Linked DNA regions of Homo sapiens: region 1 is linked to region 2. Evidence: chromatin contacts called from ENCODE Hi-C or POLR2A ChIA-PET data. All regions are on one chromosome and are shown on one strand. Each heading gives the region's core, a stretch centred on a gene start or an enhancer-like site at or near the end of the contact. The rest is flanking DNA. Distances are from core to core; before and after follow the strand shown.

Evidence for each region. A loop is a pair of places that touch in the nucleus more often than their neighbours do. ChIA-PET counts read pairs that join two places held with the same protein, here RNA polymerase II (POLR2A). Pooled maps may share reads with other maps.
Region 1: a map of IMR-90 shows a loop between it and region 2 (16-fold over the local background). The contact joins two enhancer-like sites. A Hi-C loop is called at or near these places in 1 of 168 maps with a recorded cell type or tissue (IMR-90) and 2 of 50 pooled maps. POLR2A ChIA-PET finds 5 or more read pairs at or near these places in 2 of 52 experiments (GM10248 and WTC11).

The regions. Positions count from the first base shown.
Region 1 is chr1:7,644,035-7,646,734 of GRCh38, forward strand. The region is part of intron 7 of CAMTA1 (calmodulin binding transcription activator 1); the gene reads left to right. Among named protein-coding and RNA genes, the nearest start is that of VAMP3, 130 kb to the right of the region's middle. RefSeq lists an enhancer at 1-277. Within about 2 kb of position 1,389, at least 7 of the 41 ENCODE cell types and tissues checked have a DNase peak (open chromatin) inside an H3K27ac peak, as active enhancers do.
Region 2 is chr1:6,636,997-6,639,696 of GRCh38, forward strand. It overlaps DNAJC11 (DnaJ heat shock protein family (Hsp40) member C11), which reads right to left. Exons shown (of 16, transcript NM_018198.4): 12 at 1,299-1,368; 13 at 451-508; 14 at 202-344. Among named protein-coding and RNA genes, the nearest start is that of THAP3, 13 kb to the left of the region's middle. Within about 2 kb of position 1,380, at least 10 of the 41 ENCODE cell types and tissues checked have a DNase peak (open chromatin) inside an H3K27ac peak, as active enhancers do.

The sequences.
Region 1 (2,700 bases), core at 139-2,638, 1.0 Mb after region 2:
TTCACAGTTTGATTTCCTGATGTTTCCAAATTTCCCTGCCCGCCAGCGGAGTTGTCAGCGGTTTAATCACAATGTCGTGCTCCCCAGGGCTGAAGGGAGATGGGTCTGCAGCCTTCACCTCACCTGCTGTGAGATGGGGGCTCCGTGACCTTATGCCCTGGGAATCTCACCAGGCTGATTCAGAGAATCCCATCCTGGTCCTTGCAGCTGTGCCCTTTGGTCAGAAGGGGGCTTCCCTTCCACCTGCAATCTGAGGAATGCTTCCTTCAGATGAAAAAAAACACACACAGAAATAAATGAAGATAGCTGATAGGAATTCCCAGGACATTCCCAGAGATCTTTCCTGTCTTTTGGAATCCCTTCTGTAATCATGAGACTATGGGTCCTGCTGCTATGAGGAAGACCAAAATAACAGTGGCTTCAATGAAAGGGAAGCTCCTTTGGCTTTCATGTCACAGTTCAGGGTTGATGTGGCAGCCCCAGGGTCAGGGATCGGCCACCCTGGCTCCCTCCGGGTGGCTGCTCCCCATTCCTAGGGCTTTGCCTTCTTTTACATGGTCCAAAATGGCTACTCCAGCTCCTGCCATTGCAACTGCATTCCAACCAGTGGAAAGAGGAGAAAATAAGGTGGAGGGTGAGTTCCTTCCCTTTAAGCCCACAACTTGCATACATCATTTCATCTCTGGTGTCGTTGGACAGAATTTTGTCATATGGTTACTCCTAGTTGCAAGAGAGTCTGGGAAGTGTCGTTTTTTGCTTTGTAGTTCCATCCTAACGTACTTTGGGGAAAGAGGTTCTGCATGTGAATCATTCAGGGCTGAGTAGAGCTGTGCTTAGCCTGGGGTGCCCCTGTGGGCTTCAGCTTTCTGGCTTATAGTGCACAGAATTGCCCATCTCAGTCCAAGGCCTGGCAATGACTGTCTGAGGCGCCGTCTGAGGCCTGGAGTTTACAGTACGCAAGTGATCTAAAGCTTAGTATGTCTCATCCTGGAAATTCCAGGGTCTGTTCCAATGCAGCTGGTCTGAGAGAGCACCAGATTTGCACCCAGTAAACCCCCATAGTGTGAGTGAGGAGCTGAAGGGGGAGTCCTCTCCTCCCAGATTAGCCACTGAGAGATGACTTTGAGTGGAGTCGACTGCTCTGCCAGGCAGGCTCTGTGCTTCTGTCCTGCCAAGCTGGCAGGAAACTTGCTCAGTGATCTTGGGCTGCTCAGAGCCACAGTGGTTCTAAACTGCCATGCCCCAAACCTTGCACCCTTGGCTCCACTGGAACCTACAGAAAGCCAGATGGAACCGTTTCCTCGGAGAAGATCCTCTCCCTCTGAGCACCCGTGGCTTTCTTCCCTGCCCATTTCCTGGCAGCCCAGGAGGGGATGGCACGCCAGGCATTTCCCAGCAAGCTGTTGGTGAGGTTGTTCCATCCGGAGTGAGTGGCGAGGGCATGACTTCTAAGCTGTGTTCACAGCCCTTCCCGTGTGGTGATCTTGTCCCAGCTCTCCCACCTGGAGGCTCCTCTTGGAGTGCCCTGGCTGGCCAGATGGCCCTGCAGCCATGAGCAAGTCCTAGGCCTTCCTGCAGGCTTCGAAGGCCCGGAAATCAGCAGGCAGCTCCCCCAGCCGCCTCGGGGTTTAGCTCCACCCTGCCTGCCAGCCCCAGAGCTCCGCTGGCATCAGGCCAGAGTACTCAGGCCTCTGGGGCAGGTGTCCTCTGCAGCACTGGGCGGGCGGCAGGAGGGCTGGCTGTGGAATCAGCAGAGCCCCAGGGCCTACGCCCACACCACACAAGTGCTCTGTGCACCTCCATGCTTCTGCACGGGCACACGACGTATCCACAGGCACGAGTGTGTGGGGATTCAGCACCTCCACCCCCACACTTCCTCCAAAAGCAACCTCACCTCCATGGCAGGTGGTGGAGGCCATAGTAAATGTGAGGCCACAAAGGCCATGTTGAAAGTGGAGGTGGAGGCCATCCTGAATGTGGGGTGGAGGCCATAGTGAGTGCAGGTGAAGGCCCTGGTGAGTTTGGTGGGGGCCCTGGTGAATTGGGTGGAGGCCATGGTGAGTTGGGTGGAGGCCCTGGTAAGTGTGAGCGGAGGCCCCGTTGAGGTGGATGGAGGCCCTGGTGACTGCAGGTGGAGGCCATGGTGACTGTGAGGGTGGAGGCCATGGTGATTGTGAAGGTGGAGGCTATGGTGAGTTGGGTGGAGGCCCTGCCCTGGTGAGTTGGATGGAGGCCATAGTGAGTGTGGTTGGAGGCCACGGTGAGTTGGGTGGAGGCCCTGGTGAGTTGGGTGGAGGCCACGGTGAGTTGGGTGGAGGCCCTGGTAAGTTGGATGGAGGCCATAGTGAGTGTGGTTGGAGGCCCTGGTGAGTTGGGTGGAGGCCCTGGTGAGTGTGACTGGAGGCCCTGTTGAGGCGGATGGAGGCCCTGGTGACTGAGGGTGGAGGCCATGGTGACTGTGAGGGTGAGGGCCCTGGTGAGTGGTTGGAGGCCATGGTAACTGTGAAGGTGGAGGCTGTGGTGAGTTGGGTGGAGGCCCTGGTGAGTTGGGTGGAGGCTCTGGTGGGTTGGGAGGAGGTCCTGGTGAGTGTGAGCAGAGGCCCTGGTGAGGTAGAGGCCCTGGTGACTGAGGGTGGAGGCCATGGTGACTGTGAGGGTGAAAGTCATGGTGAGTTGGGTAGAGGCCATGGTGACTGTGAG
Region 2 (2,700 bases), core at 130-2,629:
TGTCACCATGCCCAGCTGATTTTTTCTCTTTTTTGTAGAGATAGGGTTTTGCCATGTTGCCTAGGCTGATCTTGAACTCCTGGGCTCAAGCAATCCGCCCACCTTGGCCTTCCAAAGTGCTAGGATTATAGGCCTGAGTCACCGCGCCCAGCCTGTTCAAATCTGTGAGCACATAGCATGTGGTGGCTGGTGCTGCTGTACCTTGGAGGCCTCCGTGAGGATGAGCTTCGAGTCCTTCACCAGGCACTGCAGGGGCACAGTCACGTCAATCACCTTCACCTTCTCGCTCTTCCTGCTCTTGTCATTGACAAACTTCCCGTACCAGGCATTGACGATGATGAGGCCTAAGGACAGACTCCGAGTAGAGGAAGGCCTCCTCCAGGCACCTCCTTGTGTGGCTTAGAGACCCCCAGCGCCCACCCTGGACCAAGAGAGGACACATGTTCTCACCCATTCTGGACTCTTCTGCCTCAATTATCCTTCGGACAGATTCCTGCATCAGCCGGACCTGCCAGAGAACAAGGATGACACAGTCAGGGCCCTGCCAGGCCTGTTCCACCTCTGGTGAGAGGGCCACAGGCAGGCAGTCTTGTCCACGTCAACATACTTGCTCAGGGCCTGGAAAGGAAGGGAGTGGGCACCCTGACAGCTCTGCTACCCGAGTGGCTCACTCTGAAACTCCTAGACCTAGGGCAGGCAGCTCTGGGTCAGAAGGTGAGAAGCACCTGAAACGGCATGACCCTCCGGTGGCCACCGGTGGGAGCTCCCTTTCTAGGGATCATTAATGCGTGGGTGGGATTTGTTGACCCAATAAAAAAACAATGCGTTGTCAGCTTTAAAAATAAAGAGATTTCACAGGAGAAGCTGGAATCCCAGCTCCTCTTGAGAAAGGACCTGTGTTCTCCTGTGGTGCCATTCTGCTGGGCATAGCTGTGCCGCCCCCTCAGACAGGCATGTGCTCGCCAGGCCGCGCACACGGCCCATGGCCACCTGGCAGTATGCTCGCCACATACCCAGGAAGCCTGCTCCCTCCTGCTCAGTAAAAGGCAGAACACTCAGAGGGAAGAAAAAGAGGCCAATACTCACCACTTTAAAAAAGCCCTTGTTAGGCCTTTGGAGGGTAATTATCTTCAGGGCAGGGACTGCAGAGCCCAGTGTCGCATCCCACAATAAAGACTAAGTGGAGAGCCAAGTTGTTGGAGAAGAGAAGTCTGACCTCTAAGGCCCTGAGACCAACATGTGGGGTGTGGAGTGTGTCCCCTACAGCCCTCGCTTGGGAACGGTGGGGCAGCACTCACAGCGGACTCCGCCTCTTGCTTCTTCTGCAGCACATCGGTGGCGGCGCTTTCCCTCTGCTTCTCCAATTCCCTTACGCGAGAGGAACACAAGCCCCACGTTAGCGCGGCGCTGCCCAGCTTCCAGCCAACACAGCCCCTCCCGTGCTGGACCCGAGCCCAGCAAACAGTCTGTGATCTTACTGGAGTTCAGTTGTAGAACTTTAAAAAATATTCCCACGACAGTCTCAGGCAAGTCTGTTAGTCACAGGCTGGCAGCTTTCATTTTATCCTTAGATGGCTCTGCCCCACCTCCTCACCAAGCTGACGGGACACCGACTGTCAGTCTCTTTGGAAAGAAGACCCCACCACAGGAGAATTTCAGGAGATCCCACCAACCTTGTGGGATTATTATTTTTTTAATTTTAATTTTAAGATAGAGATGGGGGTCTCACTATATTGCCCAGGCTAGTCTCGAACTCCTGGGCTCAAGTGATCCTACTGTCTCGGCCTCCCGAAGTGCTAGGGTTACAGGCGTGAGTTGTTAAATAACACTTTTGGTAGGAACAACTAATACCACTTTAGACACACAGATCCGCTTTCCTGTAACAAAGTATGGGCCTTGGGGTCAGCATATGCCTGTCCTCCCTTCTGAGAGAAGGCTGGGCCAGCACATGTCTTGTTCTAAGCCTCAAGCCTCCTAGGGAATTAGGATTCTGAGTCCAAAGGCCAGACGGGCCCAGAAGAGGAGATTCATTCCTTTATCTGAGATTCTCTAAGTGCAATGCTTTACTAAATGAGATATTATAAAGTAACAAATCTATACCAGCTCTCAGTTTTCTGTAGAGATGCTTGCACTAATAATTTAGGTTTCACGGCATGCCCCAATGGATTATCTAAGAAACTGCAAAAACGTTGTGTTTCTGTGACTTTCAAGACTCTAGTTAACGCAGGCCCCTCACATACGGATCCAGAACGCATTCCTCTTAAACTCAGCGCTGGGAAAGGAGAAAGGAAAACTTCTTCTTTCTTGAGGCCATGGTTTAGAGGATCAACACTTTTTTTTTTTTTTTTTTTGAGACCGAGTCTTGCTCTGTCACCCAGGCTGGAGTGCAATGGCGCAATCTAGGCTCACTGCAACATCCACCTCCCAGGTTCAAGCAATTCTCCTGTCTCAGCCTCCCAGGTAGCTGGGATTACAGGCACGTGCCACCACGCCCGGCTAATTTTTCTATTTTTTTAGTAGAGACAGGGTTTCACCATGTTGGCCAGACTGGTCCTGAACGCCTCACCTCGGGTAATCCACCTGCCTCAGCCTTCCAAAGTGCTGGGAATACAGGCGTGAGCCACCACGCCCAGCCGAGGCCCAACACTTCTATAAACTCCAGTCCTTTCTGAGAGTAAGATTTACAAACGAAGAGATAAC